2 separate regions of the Mus musculus genome follow, and region 2 is linked to region 1. Evidence: chromatin loops called from intact Hi-C (ENCODE). Cell type or tissue: left cerebral cortex. All regions are shown on one strand. Links, peaks and the distances in the headings refer to the core of each region. The heading gives the core; the rest is flanking DNA.

Region 1 (8,341 bases), core at 145-8,144:
GATTGGTCTTTTGTATGCAAATTTAGAATCTTGTTTTGAAGAATGGGAAACAAATAGAAAGTGTTCAAAGACAAGCTGCAAATGGCAAACAACCAGTTAAATGGCTGAACTATAGTGCATGAATGCCTTAATATTATGCCATCTCAGTGCTCTGGGTCCCTCTGTCTGTTTCTGTTTTAATTTTACCTTTTCAGGTTATAATTACTAATGTCCATCTTCCCTTCCCTTTCCACCTCTCCCTGCTCTTTTCAAATTCACAGCCTTTTCTTCATTAATTATTGTTACACACACACACACACACACACACACACACACTTCTAAACATGAGTACAACCTGCTCATTTATAATGTTACTTAGACTTCTATATTTTCAGGGTTGACCAATCTATATTGGATAAACAATTAGATGCTTTTGCCTAAACAGGCAAAACTACTATAGAAATGCTAAAGAAGATGAGGGAAATCTCAGTCCACACAAAGAACTACAGGCTATTAGATATATCATCTAAATTACTGAAGGTTATTATGATCAGAAGAAAATGGCTCCTGTCACATCAACTCCAGGTGCTATTGCTGTTACAGTGGTAGCTATAGCAAACTAAGATATATTTCCTAGCTCATTTCACTCACAGGTTTCTCCACGGTCCTATTTTACTACTGTAGTCTCTCACAGGTATCAGAAAGATGCACCAACAGAAGATGACATCTAATTGAGAAAATATATATTGTTCCCTTGACTTGTTTTATTTATATAGATATTAAACAAAAAAAAATTAAACTGTCAGCCATTGTTAGGAAGGAAGGGTGGAGGCCAAGGAAAAAGAGAAGGAAAGTTATATTAAAGAAATACGATTTAACTTATTATTCATAAAAAGCCTTAGCCCTGTAATATAAAAATGAAAGAATTGATTTGAAAATTTTCTGAATTCTATTTACCTGTTCATATAATCATAGATGGATGAGTAGTTATCTTTATGATAATACTTTCAATTTTAAGCTTTATTCATAATAGTTTTGAAACTGGTCAGCATAAAAGAAATATAAGTCTGTATTTAACTTTAAATGGACATATTTAGATGCAGGCTACTGAGATGAAATACAATGTACCAAAAATGTTTTATTTAATGGGAATGGCCAAATCAACTAGAAAAAGTAGAGAAGAATAATACTATATTTCATTTATATACTGCAGTATTTCATGATTACAGTCTCATAAGAGTAAAATATGATTCTTTAGAGGATACTAAAACTCTAAAACAATGTTTGGAGAACTTTGATTTTTTTTTCACTGCATGTTTTTTTTAAAACAAACATTAAGTGCCTGGTTTTCTTTGACTCTAAATGCTGAACTCCTTGTTTGTAAAATTGTGCAAACACATCCATAAACCAAAGCAATTTATTAAACATTATTTCCCAGTGAGACAAATGATTATAACTATCAAGAAAAATAACATAAAATAGTATTTTTTCAGCCTCAGCAATTTTCTCTTGTCTTCATTTGGTTTTGCTTATGATAAAGAACATGATCAACAACAACTTGGGGAGAAAAGTATTTATTTGATTTACATGCCCTGATTTTAGTGTGTCAATCAGAAAAGCCAAAGCAAGGACTAAAGCAGAGCAGGAACTGAGGTGGGGGCAATGGGGGAGTACTGCTTACTGGCTTGCTCTCCATTGCATGCCCTTGTCATTATAGTGTTCTTCCTGACATCTAACTACTAGTCAAGGAATGACAGTGAGGGCATCAAGAGCCAAAAAATGTTTGTTGAACTATACATATTATATTATATTATATTAGTCACTAGATGTGTGTGTGTGTGTGTGTGTGTGTGTCCTACATAAAGTTATACCACTTGGGCTGCCAGTGTTCAAGAGACATGGACTAACAAAAACTCAAGTACCTGGCATAAGAAACCTCTATTCAAGGTATTAGTCAGTCCTATTGACTCCTAAGCAATGTTTGCTATTGTTGTTGCCCTCAAACACTGGTTACCTCTCAGACATTGAAGGTAGATGTCTAGTATTAAAGATACAACATATTTTGGCACAGGACTAGAAAGATTTCACATGGATCTAACCTGGAAACCTCTTTCTTGCTGCCCCACATTCATGAATCAGAAGGTATTCTGAAAGCTGTCAAGGAAGAAAAATAATCAGTAGCGCTATCCAGGTGTGACGCCTGTGGCCTACAGAGAGCACCAATATCACAAGATTTCTATGAAGGTTTGGAATTGGCACTCATATCTAGGTGGTAACTAACAGATAGCTAATCTTACTTAAGGCTTGCTCAATGGATGGAAAATCACACCTGCTACTAGAAATGGTCAACTACTGGTCATCGATCTTAGAAGAGAACCCACTGCTTCCACTTTACTAGACAATAATAATTCCTAACTACATTATAAAATTATCCACATATTCACAGATAAGTGTAGCTCTCACCTCTCATCAATGAAGTTTCACTTTAGAGCAAATTGAGACAATTATAGAAAATCACAACTGGTCATAATGCAAAGATAAGCAGATCATAAGATGTGTAGCTCCAACTGATGAATCTACGTCAAATCTGCCCAGAAGGCTCAGGGAGCACTGAAGAATTGGGGACAGAAAAGTTGGAAAAGCAGAGGACTCAGAAGTCTCCAGTGAGGTTGTATCTCCCAGAAGGGACAAAAAAGCTGCAACCATCATGCTACAACAGTTATGTCTACCTAAACAGGATCTAAACAATGGAAGTATCAGCTGACATGCTAATGCAGAAGGGGGAAACCTTCATGGGTCTTACTCCTAGACAAAGAGCTGCAGGTAACAAATGATTTTCTAGAGAGTGAGAAATAACTTCTCCCCCAAAATAAACCCAAAAGTAATTATCCAGCACAAAGCAGGCAACACTGAAATCATATACATATGAGTCATGCTAAGTTACTCAGCAGGTTATATTTATATGGTCTACGTGTGTGTGTGTGTGTCTGTGTGTAGCAACACAAGATTTAACAAAAACAAAGACAAACAAAAAAAGAGGCCATCAGTTGGAGATGGAGTTAGGGAGATGAGAGAAGTAGGAAGTAAGAAAAAGAGCAGAAAAGCTATGTAATTATTCCAGACAGAAACAGCATAACTTATAGCTCTTTCCTGAAGTCTGTAAGAACTGCCTACTCTTTTTGACAGGAATACAACAGATTCAATCACAAAGTCTATGTCGCATAACTGTGTATGCCCACACTTCTCTGATATAAAGATAAAACAACTTACTGGATTCCTTCCCATTACTGTTGTCCCTCTGGAAGTATTCTCCAATAAAATGTCAATCTTCACGTATTTAATCTTCCTTTCCCTGTGGGTTTTAATGGGCAGGACTGTTTGCGTTGGCTCGTGAGTGAGTAGCGCACATGGAGTTTCCTCTGTCACTTGGCACACTGACCTTTCACAGTAATATTTTCTCCAGTTGTTGACATAAATACCATTGTAGCTATTGTGTAAATTAAACAGTTGTGTCACTTGATCATATCTGAAACAACTCTACCCTCTAGTGGTAGTTCTTCAATTTACACAGCAGGGATTATTTATTTATTTATTTATTTATTTATTTTTCTGTCTTGACTATGCACACAAAAGGTAATTAAATGTCTCTCAGTTTCACTAAGTAACTGTTTAGTTGGATAGTTTTCCTTAGAATAATTTTGGATATCTTGAAATAAATGAAGTCTCTATTAAAAATAGAAATTGATTAAGTGAAGGAACAGGAGAGTTGGAGGAGAAGTGCAGACAGAAGGCCAGAGATGCCAGAGAAGGGAGAGGGAAGCCAGGAAAGAAAGAGGGAGCAGAGGGGAGATGGAGGAGAGAGTAAGAGAAAGATCCATGAAGGCAACTTTCCAAAGTCGAAATGTAGACAAACTTTTGTATAGGCAGATCCCATTATGATGAAACACTTCAATATACGTAATAGTAAAGAAACTGTTTTGATTCCCATCTATAGATAGCTGAATTGTGGGTTATGTTGCTAATAAGCTAAAGCATAAGTGTCCTGGCAATCATTAAATAAGCCACTCAGAACTCAGCTATTAGCAATCTTTCTTCTTATCTCCTATCATGACTTTTCACATACACAGATCTTAGGCTTTTGGCCATACAGACACCAGCTCCCTTACCCTAGCACTGTTTCTCTGAACCTATAGCTTGGCTGGCACAAAACCATAAAAATTTATAAATTTCACTTCTAAAATACACTCACAATCCACATAAGCCACTGACTAAATAACAAATGAAACAAAAAGTGATTGAATAGACACTGATGCAAAATAGAGGAATCAACACAGAAAGATACCTGTCACCCACCGTTTCCCATTTTGCTTTGTGTGATTTATAAGTCAAAGCAAACGAAGACAACCTGAAAAGGAAAATAAAATCTTTTAAAAAGCCACCAAACTTTAAATGGCGAGTAGTATCTGGGGATAAGTCCTTAGGGGCCGGGGGAGGGGGAGGGGCTACAGGTTTACTGTGCTCCATTGGTGGATTGCTCAGCTCAGACTTTCAAAATGGCAGTGGGCTCCCATAGAGCTATAGGACATGTGATGGGAAAAAAAGTAAACAAAAACAACTAATGCTTGCTGTTGTTAGTGAGTTCAGCTATTCTTCAAGAGTATACACCATCTGGAGAGCAGTAATCTTTGTTTCATTCCCAAGACCTACACAAAGTCTACCTTTCCCACAAGAGGATTCTGTGCTTAGAACACTATTCTCAAGGATGATATTCCCAGTTGTTAACTCTTTTTGTTTTGTTTTTGTTTTATTTTTATTTGCTAAATTTTTTTTTACATTTTAGCCATTATGTTACCTTTTTAATTAGTTATTTTATTTATTTACATTCCAACCATGCCCTTCCCCCTCCTCGTCCCTCTTCCCACAGTTCCTCATTACATTCCCTCTCCCCCTTACTTCTGAAATGGTGCTCACCCTACACTCCCGGCATACCTCTTCCATGGGGCCTCAAGTCTCTTATAACTTAATATGACTGGAGGCAACAGGAGATGTCTCTAGTTCTATGACTGTTTACTCCAGGTATGGAGTAAGCATTATCACAAGGGTGTTAGCTACATTGAGCAGCCACAATGACCTTTAATGTAGTTGCTCCCCTCAGTGCTGACATGTGAAATTGTGAAGTATCTTTACTGTTTAATGTTTTCAGGCCTCCTGTCTCACAGAACAGGAAGGGCATCTAGACTGTCCTGAGATCACATTCATTTGTCAGGAGCATTCCTAATCTCCCAGAAGAGATAGCCTTCTGCTATTAGCCATGCTACTCTAGGGGGCTGGCTTGGATTATTTGTGGCACATCATGCAGCAGCACATTTTACTGTACAGCAGCAAGAATGCCACTCACTTATCACTGAGTACATATCATGTGAGTTCCTTTGTAATTGGGTTACCTCACTCAGAATGATGCCCTCCAGGTCCATCCATTTGCCTAGGAATTTCATAAATTCATTCTTTTTAATAGCTGAGTAGTACTCCATTTTGTAAATGTACCACATTTTCTGTATCCATTCCTCTGTTGAGGGACATTTGGGTTCTTTCCAGCTTCTGGCTATTATAAATAAGGCTGCTATGAACATAGTGGAGCACGTGTCCTTCTTACCAGTTGGAACATCTTCTGGATATATGCCCAGACACTCAATCACCAAAGAACTCACATGATATGTACTCACTGATAAGTGGATATTAGTCCAGAAACTTAGAATGCTCAAGATATAAGATACAATTTGTTAAACACATGAAACTCAAGAATGAAGACCAAAGTGTGGACACTTTGGCCCTTCTTAGAATTGGGAACAAAACACCCATGGAAGGAGTTATGGAGACAAAGTTTGGAGCTGAGATGAAAGGATGGACCTCCTAGAGACTGCCACACCTGGGGATCCATCCCATAATCAGCCTCCAAACGCTGACACAATTGCATACACTAGCAAGATTTTTGCTGAATTAGCTGTATCTTGTAAGACTATGCTGGGGCCTAGCAAACACAGAAGTGGATGCTCACAGTCAGCTATTGGATGGATCCCAGGGCCCCCAATGGAGGAGCTAGAGAAAGTACCCAAGGAGCTAAAGGGATCTGCAACCCTATAGGTGGAACAACAATATGAACTAACTAGTACCCCCCGGAGCTCCTGTTTCTAGCTGCATATGTATCAGAAGATGGCCTAGTTGGCCATCATTGGAAAGAGAAGCCCATTAGTCATGCAAACTCTATATGCCTCAGTACAGGGGAATGCTAGGGCCAAGAAGTGGGAGTGGGTGGGTAGGGGAGTAGGGGGAGGGTATAGGGGACGTTTTGGATAGCATTGGAAATGTAAATGAAGAAAATACTTAATTAAAAAAAAAAGAATGCCACTCACATGTGCTTTATGGGAACTAGGACCTGAGTGATTGATTCTTGTGCCTAAACAACTCAAGAAGAGAGTGGCAAATACTCTTCCCTTCATGGTCTTATCTCACAGTTGTTATTCTAGTATAGTTCAGATTTTTTTATATACTTTACAAAATTTTAAGCATGTTTTAGACAAGAATCTAGATTTCAAACTTTCTAGAGAGAATAAGATACAAAGAAAATATTTTCAAAATGTTCATAATTGGCAATGAAATAATGTTAATACTGATAGAGTAACAATCTAAAATCTTTTATTAAGCAATATATGTCCTCTTAAACTTGATAGGCCCACCATTATTGCTTTAATAACTCATATACTTATTGGCTGTGTCTTATTTACCATGCTGTGGTTATTTTAAAGGAGCATCCATTTTTTTTTGAAATAGTGAAAAGTTAGCTGGTGTTACTCCCAATGTATTTTTATTAAAAGAACATAAAGAGGGCACAGGTTCTTGGTGTCAAGCTTATGATTTCACGCGCACAGTCTCAGTCATGCTCATTATGTGGGAGTATGGGTTTCTGATGTGATGCACAAAGGGCAGATGAGGAAGTCCTGCAAGTCCCTTTTCATTGCAAGCGCACTTGGGTAGAAGCTGCAGTGTCCTATAATCTGTGCGATGTCCTCATCACTCAAAATGGAGCCCCTAAGGTGTTGCCAGATGAATTCTTTTTCAGTGAAGCATGTGTTTCTAATTTAGGATTGTCTTCCAGCAGGGGATCTGACACACAAGGTTCTGTGAGTTCTGAAAGGCCTTGATATTTCTTATTTGTTGCCTCTAAACATGGCAAATACCATCTTTTGTTTAGGACCTGCTAATCCTAACAGATGGCCAGTCCCTTAGGCTTCTGGGAGCTCTGCTTTCCATCTGGAGACAGCCAAGTGAGTCCTCTAAAGCCTGAGCATCCCTGAAATGGAGCAAAGCTCAGGCGTACAGAGAACATGCAATAGCATAGTCAAGAAGAAGACATTATCAACATCAAAGGATGGGCTTTTGACCTCTCTTAACATTTTTTTTTTATATCTATAGAGCATGTGAAAAAAATTTACATCTCTATAAAGGGGACATGATTCATCAGTACTTAGCTCAGAGATTCTAAAATCTAGACACACGACAAAAGCCTTTGGAACATTTCCAAAATCTCAGATACTCAGGTAAATGAGTCAGAACCTAGAAGGAAAATTGAGACATCAGTCTTGCTTCCTCTTGTTTTCCAACTCATGCAAATGGGCACCAGACTGAGAATTTCTGAAGTGTGTCATTTTTCAAAACCTTAAGTTAGATAAATTACTTCAAGGTATTTTCATAAAACAGATTTCAATTCATTAGTTCTGACATGAAAATCTACATCTGAACAAATGCTCAGAAAATGCAAATGATGTTGTTAACACATCACCCTGAGAGGTGGTCGAGGGTGGGCTTTTCTCTGAAAGACAAACAACATGTTGATCAAACGTCAAGACTCTATGTTCTGTGATATTGTCAATTGTCCTTTATTTCTCTTAGCTGCTAAGACTAAGGTTTTGTCAAATACTGGAAATTATTAAGACAAACATTGGTTCCAGAAATTGAACTCTGTTTCTGGAAACAACATGATGGAAGGAAAGAACTGACTCCTCAAAGTTGTCCTTTAATTTTCATGTGCACATATAACTTGTTTGCCCAGTCCTCCCAACCCCCCCCCCACACACAAATAAATTAATTAATTTAAAATTTTATCCTTAATAATTGGCATTAAAAGAAGGTTGTTGTTCCTTTTGGTTGGCAACTTTTTTTATGTGCAGTGATTTATGTACAAAATTACTCCAGGTACTTGAGGTAAATGTGTTCTCATTAGAATATGAGTTTATTAAAAACCTGCTGATTTTGGCAAGTTGGCAATTGCTTTATGAGTCCCAGAATGAAGCTATTTTAAAAAATG
Region 2 (8,341 bases), core at 249-8,248, 1.2 Mb before region 1:
CAGATCTTGTTGATCCTAATAGAGCAAGACGCCATCCGGCTATATGCCCATGCTACGTAGGGTGCAGGTCAGAGAGGGATTCCCAGGTTGGGTTGGAGACCCAAACATGCGATGCTGATGATGCTTTTCCACAGTCATGCTACAGGTCACAGTCATGGCTGGGGACTCCATTACCTTTTTGAAGCTCTCTTGAAGACAAGATCTCTGGAATCTTCCACACAGTTGTCCTTGACATGAGCCTATTAGGACTTACTTCAAATGACATCCATGTCCTAGTCCTTCTGGACTCTTCTCGTGGAGGAGCTGCAGATGGAGCAACATCCAGGTGTGGTGAGTATGGTCATCGGAAAGATAGAGATAGGAGAAGGCAGACTTTCCACCATACTGGAAATCCCAGAAGCCCCTACTTTAGTTTTCCTCTTGAGTCTTGTAGCCTCAAATCTTCTGGACAGAATGGGGCTCCCACTCAGCTGGGATTGCTCTGACCTTTTGCACCCCTTCCTCGTCTTTCCCTAACTGGGAAGCTTCATCCCAGAGCTGACCCTTGTTAGTTCCCCTCTGTGCCCCCCCCTCCCCCCCCCCCCCCCGTGCCTGCTGAGTCATAATCCACTTCTGGGTGAGATCTGCAGACTTTCTTTCTTATCCCCCTCCATCCACTGCAAGTTGAAAACAGAGAAGAGTCTGATCTCTACCCCACCCTTCCAGGGAAACCCTCACATCTTTTTGCTCTGCCCACAGACACCTCTTTCGTGCTCCCCCAGGGCATGGCCATCTGCCAGTGCTACTCTGAGGTTTTTTCCTCGTTCTTGGTCAACTCTTGGGACTCAGTGTTCCGGGTGTCTGTGCCCAGGTGTTTCTGTTCACAGTGCCCAAGGCACTGCCCTGTTGTTTTCTGTGTTAAATTGAAGAATGACCTGATCATCCAAACATTGCCCAGTGAAGAACTGCACACATCCATCTTGGGATCTCACTGTGAGGCTGTAAGGAAGAGATAGGATCCACTGGCCATGCTCAGTTGTGCAGAGAAGCTGGTCTGTCCAGGGACATCAGGACAGGGAACAGTCCCTCAGCAGCCACTACTATTTCTCCATCATTAGGATGCAGTAGGGAAGTTGACTCTCATCTTCGGAAATGTATCTTCTATCTTCTTAGTAGCCGTGGCCAGTGTAAGGGTTGGAGGTAGCTAGGTTAGGACAGAGCACAGACAAAGCATGGTTTGCTTCGCTCATTGAAAAAGTTCATTCTGTTGGGCAAGGGTGGAAAGGGGAATACTGTAAGCGCATTTTGTATTATCTGTAAAGAAAAATTTAATTAATTGTTGGGCTGTGGTGGTGCATGCCTTTAATCCCAGCACTTGGGAGGCAGAGGCAGGTTGATCTCTGAGTTAAAGGCTAGCCTGGTCAACAGAGCAAGTTCCAGGACAGGTAGGGCTACACAGAGAAATCCTGTCTCAAAAACCAAAAACCAAACCAAACCAACCAACCAACCAACCAACCAACCAACCAACCAAATAAACAAACAAAAAACCTAAACCAAACTAAATCAAAGACAAAAAAAAAAAAAAACCCCAAAAATTAATTTTTAAAAATAATGCTTACTATTTGAGAGCTTTATATAATGTTTTGATAATATTTACCCTCTCACCAATTCTCCCATATAGCTTATGTGTGTGTGAGTGTGTGTAGGGTGTATGTATATGTTTGCACATGTGTCCAGGTGCATGCACCCATATAAGAATTTGGAGGCCAGAATAGGATACCAGGTATCTTGCTCTGTCACTCTCCATATATTCTCTTGGACTAGGTTCTCTCATTGAATGTAGGAGTAGGCTGGCAGCTAGAAAGCCCCAGAGGAACCCCCAACCCCCTTCCCTGCCTCCTACCCTCCCAGTGTGGGAGTTAACAGGGGTGTTTGTAGCCCTGTCCAGATTTTTATGTGGGTGCCACTGATTTGAACTCAGGTCCTGCTGGGTGAGCCAGAATGTGAATGGAGATGTGTAGCAGTGGGGGGGATGGGGAACTGGGGGTAGCCACTAGAAAGTTTCAGATGCCAGGAAAGCAAGAGGCTCCCAGGGCCCAGTGGGGATGACATTAGCTGAAATACCCAATGAAGGGGAGCGAGAACCTGTAAAGTATGATTTTAACAAAATCAATTTTCCATTTATTAATAAAGACTCGGGAGTCAGATGCTGGGGTAAAAGCCTGCTAGCTCAGAGAAGCAGAGAAAGCACCCAGCTGACCTTCCTCCACAGCCAGCATCCCAAAAGGAAGTTCTTCTCCATGGTGTCTCAAGAACTCTTCAAACTGAACGGACCTCCTTTCCACTTCCTGTGCGTCTCTCTGTCTGGCCCTCTGACTTCCTCTTACTCGCTCTGTTTTTCTTTTTCTTTTAAAATATTTTTAATTAGGTATTTTCCTCATTTACATTTCTCGCTGTTTTTCTTATTCCTGTTTACACCATGTCAGCTGGTTGCTTGCTCTGCCTCTTGACCTATGGTTGACTTGATTTAATCCTGTTTACAATACACAAAAAGTTCCTGGAGGAAAGGCGTGTGCTAGGGTTGAGCTACAGTACAACTAGAAACAGGTTTTCCCAGTAAGCAACATAATCTTGGGCTTCACAGTGTGGTCAAATATCCTGTAACAAGTGTTCTTCCCAACTGAGCTCCTCAAGGACTTTATATGTGTCAGCTACTTTAGCTCCCATACGAACATTTACATTACTTTTTTTTTTTTTTTACTCAACAACTGATTGTATCCTGACAGTTTTAAGGCATGGTTGTAATAGGGTATTGAGGGAAGTGCTTGGGATGATCTGTAACCGTACTTTTGGGCTATTTTATTGGGTTCTCATATCTACCACCTCTCTACACCCTAGTGCCTACCAACCCACCAGCACTAGGTAGGTGAGAAAGAAGGTTAGAGGAGAAAGGGGGCATAGATCTCTTTAGACTACTTCCTGCTGATTTGGGGCATCCAGTTCCTAAGGGCAAGTCCAATTTTCTTAGGGCATCTCCAACCAGCAAACCAGTCTTTTGGAATTTGGCAAAAGCAGCAAAAGAGCAAGCAAAGCAAGAGCAAGCAGCAGTGAGGACCAGTGTCACAGGCAGCAGCGACCACCCCCTCTCTCAGGGCTCTGACCTCTCTCATACCTTCTCAAGAGTCTCTAGAATTCCAAATGTAAACTGTCTTTAGCTGCCAGAATCATGCCCCTACCAGAGCACGAGACCAATCATAGTCGGCTGCTGTGGATAGTCAGAAGCAGTCCCATATCCCACACCTGGGATTATAACAAAAGCATATTCACATAAAACATAACACAACCAGGTTAAAAAATCCCACTAGAAGGATTGTCATTCTTCCCACATGACATACCCTTCCTGAGGAGGAATATTCATTCTCCTTTAATTGTTGGCTGGAAGGGGTGAAGTACATATTGTACAGGTATGTCTGGAAGGAGAAAACAGGCATTTTCAGGCACTCAGGAGGCATGAGCTCTAGCCAGTGTCTCTAGGCACTAAGTCATATAGGGCTGAACTCCAAACTGGAGAGTCTGTGAAGGCCCAGCACAGCCTGGGTGAGTCTGACTTGAATGTATGTGTTAGAAGCTTGTTCTGCTCTCTCACCTCTGAGGAGCATCCTTGGATCCCAACTTTGTCAGCACCAACTGTGCTTTGTTTATTGCCTCTATCATCATTGGACAGAAGGAAGGAAGGAAGGAAGGAAGGAAGGAAGGGAGGGAGGGAGGGAGGGAGGGAGGGAGGGAGGGAGGGAGGGAAGAAGGGGTGTGAGTTTTGGAGCATCTCAGCAACATTACTGCTCTTTATATAAAATGTTAGAAGGGGCTTATTTCAAGTTTTTCTTAGGGGGGAAAAAGCACCTTGTAGACTGGTTATTCACAAGAGTTACACTAGGTGGCAGTAACACTCCGTTACCATCAAACCCACAGTTGTACTAAGGGTAAGCCAGGGGAAATGCTCCACTGAAACCAGATCTACCTGATGAAGCAACCAGCCCACTTTCTATGATGTTTCAAAAAGCTGTGCTGTTTAGGTCACTCTGTACATGTTGTTCTCCACTGGAGTGGGAAGAATCTGCAAATACTGAACCAGAGGCACTGGGAGGAGTTCTGTGAGGAAATGGAAGCAACTATACAATACTTACCAGGCAGGTGATAAAAATGCAGAATCATTATCCTTCATTTTCAGACAAAGTGTCCAGACTGAAGGTATTTTTGTCAGAACTCAAATTCATATTAAGCAAGAAGAACTTTCTCAAGCATGTGCTCTGAATGGCTTCAATAAATGTCTCAAATGAGCAGTAATTTTTCTAAAAAGAGAGAATGAAGGGATGAAAAGAGATGTCACTCCTTCACCCTATCAAGAGAGATGTGGTAATGCATGTAAGTGTTAGACGTGTTGGGGATGAAAAACCAAAACAACCCAAGCAGTCATGAGAGTCTAGCAAAGCAAGATCTTTATTTGAATTAAGGAACAAAAACTGATCAGTCAGAAACAACAGCACTCCTCAGAAACTGACTGTGTCCCAAAGTCTTAGTTACTATTTAAGCAGATTATAAGGCCCATAAGCATCTATGCCAAGGTACAGCTACAATTTCATCAATCAGAATCATTTGTTCTTGTCCTGGTTAAGAACAATCACCATGTTTGAGGGACAAAAAAGGAATGAGAGGAAAGTCCCCATCTCCCTCAGAATCTGCGAGCTTGAACTTCATTTTACCTTATGATCAAAGTGGAGTCTGAAAATGAGATGGCAGCACTTAGGGTAAATCTCATTTGTTTGACCCCAACAAAAGGACTACAGCTACTGACTTCAGTTGTGTAGTGCTTGGACCCCAAGCCAGTGGTCAAGAGGTAGTTGATACCTTATCACAAGAGGAGATAGAGCAGATTGATTGTCTAATATTTAGGACAAAAGGGGAATGATGCAGATGAAGAAAAGAGATCCTTTGTGCTTGGAAATTATCTCCCAATTGCTTAGTTATATTCTTATTATGACAGCAGCAGTACTACCACCATGATCAACCACCACCTCCTCCACCACCACCTCCACTACCATCTCCACCACCACCACCACCACCTCCACCACCACCATTATCACCACCACCACCACCACCTCCACCATTATCACCACCACCACCACCACCATCAAACATCACCAACATCATCATTGAAACCTCATCATTATCAACATTATACTAATTGTTTGGCTGTGTTTGGAACAGTGCTGCTAGGTGGCACCAAGACATACAGGTTCAAATCTCCTGTACATACTAATAATGTGACATGGAACAAATTACTGAACCCAGTGGTTTCAATTCCCATCACTACATGGGGATAGTTGCATCACTTAAAAATGGGGTTGTTTGATGTTCATGGAATTGGTCTGTGTGGTTTACAGCCAGTACTAAGTGAGAACAGTAATTAAAGTGAGGAAACAAGGCACACAGCATGGGTAACTTGCTCAAGGTCATGAAAGTAATGATAAGGTTAGTGCTTAAACCTAGACAGGTTATATATACAGTTCATATTTTTAACCACCAAGCAGGTCTCACTAGACAACTGAGATTCTATTTTTAGTGGAGAAGTAAGAAGGCATGATAATAGGAAGAAACAGCTCACTTGTTTACTTATTTATATTTATTCATTCAATCCTTTATTCTTTCAGTTTCTGAACTCAATTGCTCTTCTATATGGTTTATAAAATTAACTCAGTTTTATTAACCTAACTGTCCTAATTTAGTACTGAGGTGGAGTTCTATTCATCATCTCAGCAGCCAGTTGTTTCCTTGATATTATTGAAACTATTCCACTTAATTTCAAAACAGAGTCATATTTTGCACATGAACTCATCATTCGATGAGCACATTAAAGTGAATGTGACCCTCTTTATAATATTATTGTTTACCAAAAAATTTCATGAAAGTCCAAATACTAAAATTTTCTCCATGTTTTTCTTTTCTTCTTTTGAGGCAGAGTCTTGCTATGCAGCTCAGGGTAGTCTTGAGTTTACAATTCCACCTCAACCTCCTGAGTGCTGGGACGGACGAGAGGTGTGTTTTGGTAGCTTTTTTTTTTTTTTTTTTTCCTACTCAAAGGTAGGACAGTCATATACGCTTTTTCCACAAAAGGAAATTGTTCCTGTTGACATAAACATCTAATTCTTTAGACTCTAGAACCTACAATGAGTGTCAAGTTAAACATTTACTTCTGGTTGCTTTGTTTTTTTTTAAACTTAAAATTTTTTTTTAATTAAAAAAATTTTTTTTTCTGTATATGAGTACACTGTAGCTGTACTGCTGGTTGTGAGCCATCATGTGGTTGCTGGGAATGAAGGTTGCTCGCTACGGTCGGCCCCACTTGCTCCATTGGCTCCCAAGAGCTGGGCTGCCGCAGTGAGTAGAGCCAGGGCAGGCAAACTCCCAGCCCAGGGTCCTCGGCCTAGTTGCTCATTTTTAAGACAAGGTAAAGTATGTACTATAAAAGGTCATTGACCTTCTTTTCTTCAGGTTTCTCTCCATTTCCATTCCTGTAATTCTTTTTTTTAAAATTTTTTATTGGGTATTTTCCTCATTTACATTTCCAATGCTATCCCAAAAGTCCCCCATACCCTCCCCCCATTCCCCTACCCATCCACTCCCCATTCCTGTAATTCTTTCAGACAGAAACAATTATGGGTCAGAGTTGTGCCTGTGGGATGGCAACCCCATCCCTCACTTGATGCCCTGTCTTTCTGCTGGAGGTGGGCTCTATAAGTTCCCTCTCCTTACTGTCAGGCATTTCATCTAAGGTCCCTCCCTTTGATTCCTGAGAGTCTCTTACCTCCCAGGTCTCTGGTGCATTCTGGAGGGTCCCCCCCCCCAACCTCCTATTTCTCAAGGTTGCCTGTTTTCATTCTTTCTGCTGGCCCTCAGGACTTCAGTCCTTTTCCCTCACCCAATACCAGATCAGGTTCCCCTTCTCACTTCCCACCCATCTACTTTTCCTCCCAGGTGCTTTCCTCCCTCCAAACTTGTGATTGCTTTCTTCTCTCTCCCAAGTGGGACTGAAGCATTCTCACGTGGGCACTTCAGCTTATTGACTTTTTGAGTTCTGTGGACTGTATCTTGGGTATTCTGTACTTCCCTCCCCCTTTGGATGATATCCACTTATTAGTAAGTGCATACCATGCACATCCTTTTGGGTCTGAGTTACCTCACTTAGGATGATATTTTCTAGTTCCATCCATTTGCCTGCAAACTTCAGGATGTCCTCATTCTTAATAGCTGAGTAGTATTCCATTGTGTAAATGAGCCACATTTTCTGTATTCATTCTTCTGTCGTGGGACATCTAGGTTGTTTCCAGCTTCTGTCTATCACAAATAAGCCTGCTATGAACATAGTGGGACAGGTGCCCCTGTGGCATGGAGGGGCGTCTTTTGGGTATATTCCCAAGAGTGGTATAGCTGGGTCTTCAGGTAGCCAAAGTGGGATCCAGTTCCAGTAGAAAGACAGAGCATCAAGTAGAGTGATGGAGTTGCCATGCCAGAGTCAAAACTCTTACCCATAATTGTTCCTGTTGGAAATAACTTCAGGGACAAAAATGGAGAAGAGCTTGAGGAAAAGGAGGTCCAGCAACAGGCCCAAAGCGGGATCCAGCTTAAGGGGAGGTCCCAAGGCCTGATACTATTACTGAGGCTATGTAGTGCTCACAAAAAGGGGCCTATCGATGACTGTCCTCTGAAAGATCCAACAAGCAGCTGATAGAGTCAGATGCAGATATTTGCATCCAACCAATGGACAGAGGCAGCTGACCCCTGTTGTTGAATTAGGGAAGTTGGAAAGAAGCTGAGAAGGGCCATCCTGTAGGAGGACCAGCAGTCTCAATTAATTTGGACTCCTAAGATCTCTCAAACACTGGACCACCAAACAGACAGCATACACCAGCTGATATGAGGCCCCCAACACACATACACTAGAGGACTTCTGGGTCATTGTTCATTCAGAGATGATGCACCTAACCCTCAAGAGACTGGAGGCCCCAGGGAGTTTAGAGGTCAGGTGAGGTGGGAGATAGGGCATTGGGTGGGGAGGAGGTGTGGGATGTGGAGCAGTCGGAGGGTGGATGGAGGGGGCAGGAAATGGAATATGGAGTGTAAAAATAAATTTCAAAAAGGGGCATTGAACTTTGTGTAAGTTTCAGCCTCCCCTACTTTTCATTCTCCTCCCCACACTCCTCTTCCTCCTCCTCCTCTTCTTCTTTTTTTTTTTTTCTGTTTAGATTTATTTATTTATTATATGTAAGTACACTGTAGCTGTTTTCAGACACACCAGAAGAGGGCA

Evidence for each region. Hi-C counts contacts between places; a loop is a spot of excess contacts. Peaks named below come from ENCODE experiments on the same cell type or tissue, not always from the same donor. Only the 100,000 strongest peaks of a DNase experiment are listed, where the experiment ranks them.
Region 2: a loop joins it to region 1, with 9 times the contacts of the local background. A loop is called at or near these places in 5 of 42 quality-filtered maps.

Annotation. Positions count from the first base shown.
Region 1 is chr2:110,984,862-110,993,202 of GRCm38, reverse strand. No RefSeq gene overlaps it. Among named protein-coding and RNA genes, the nearest start is that of Ano3, 39 kb to the right of the region's middle. In left cerebral cortex, for the core only: a CTCF peak has its summit at 3,532 (motif pointing left); DNase peaks (open chromatin) are centred at 3,086, 7,242 and 7,555.
Region 2 is chr2:112,211,782-112,220,122 of GRCm38, reverse strand. No RefSeq gene overlaps it. Among named protein-coding and RNA genes, the nearest start is that of Lpcat4, 24 kb to the left of the region's middle. In left cerebral cortex, for the core only: a CTCF peak has its summit at 3,922 (motif pointing right); a DNase peak (open chromatin) is centred at 3,959.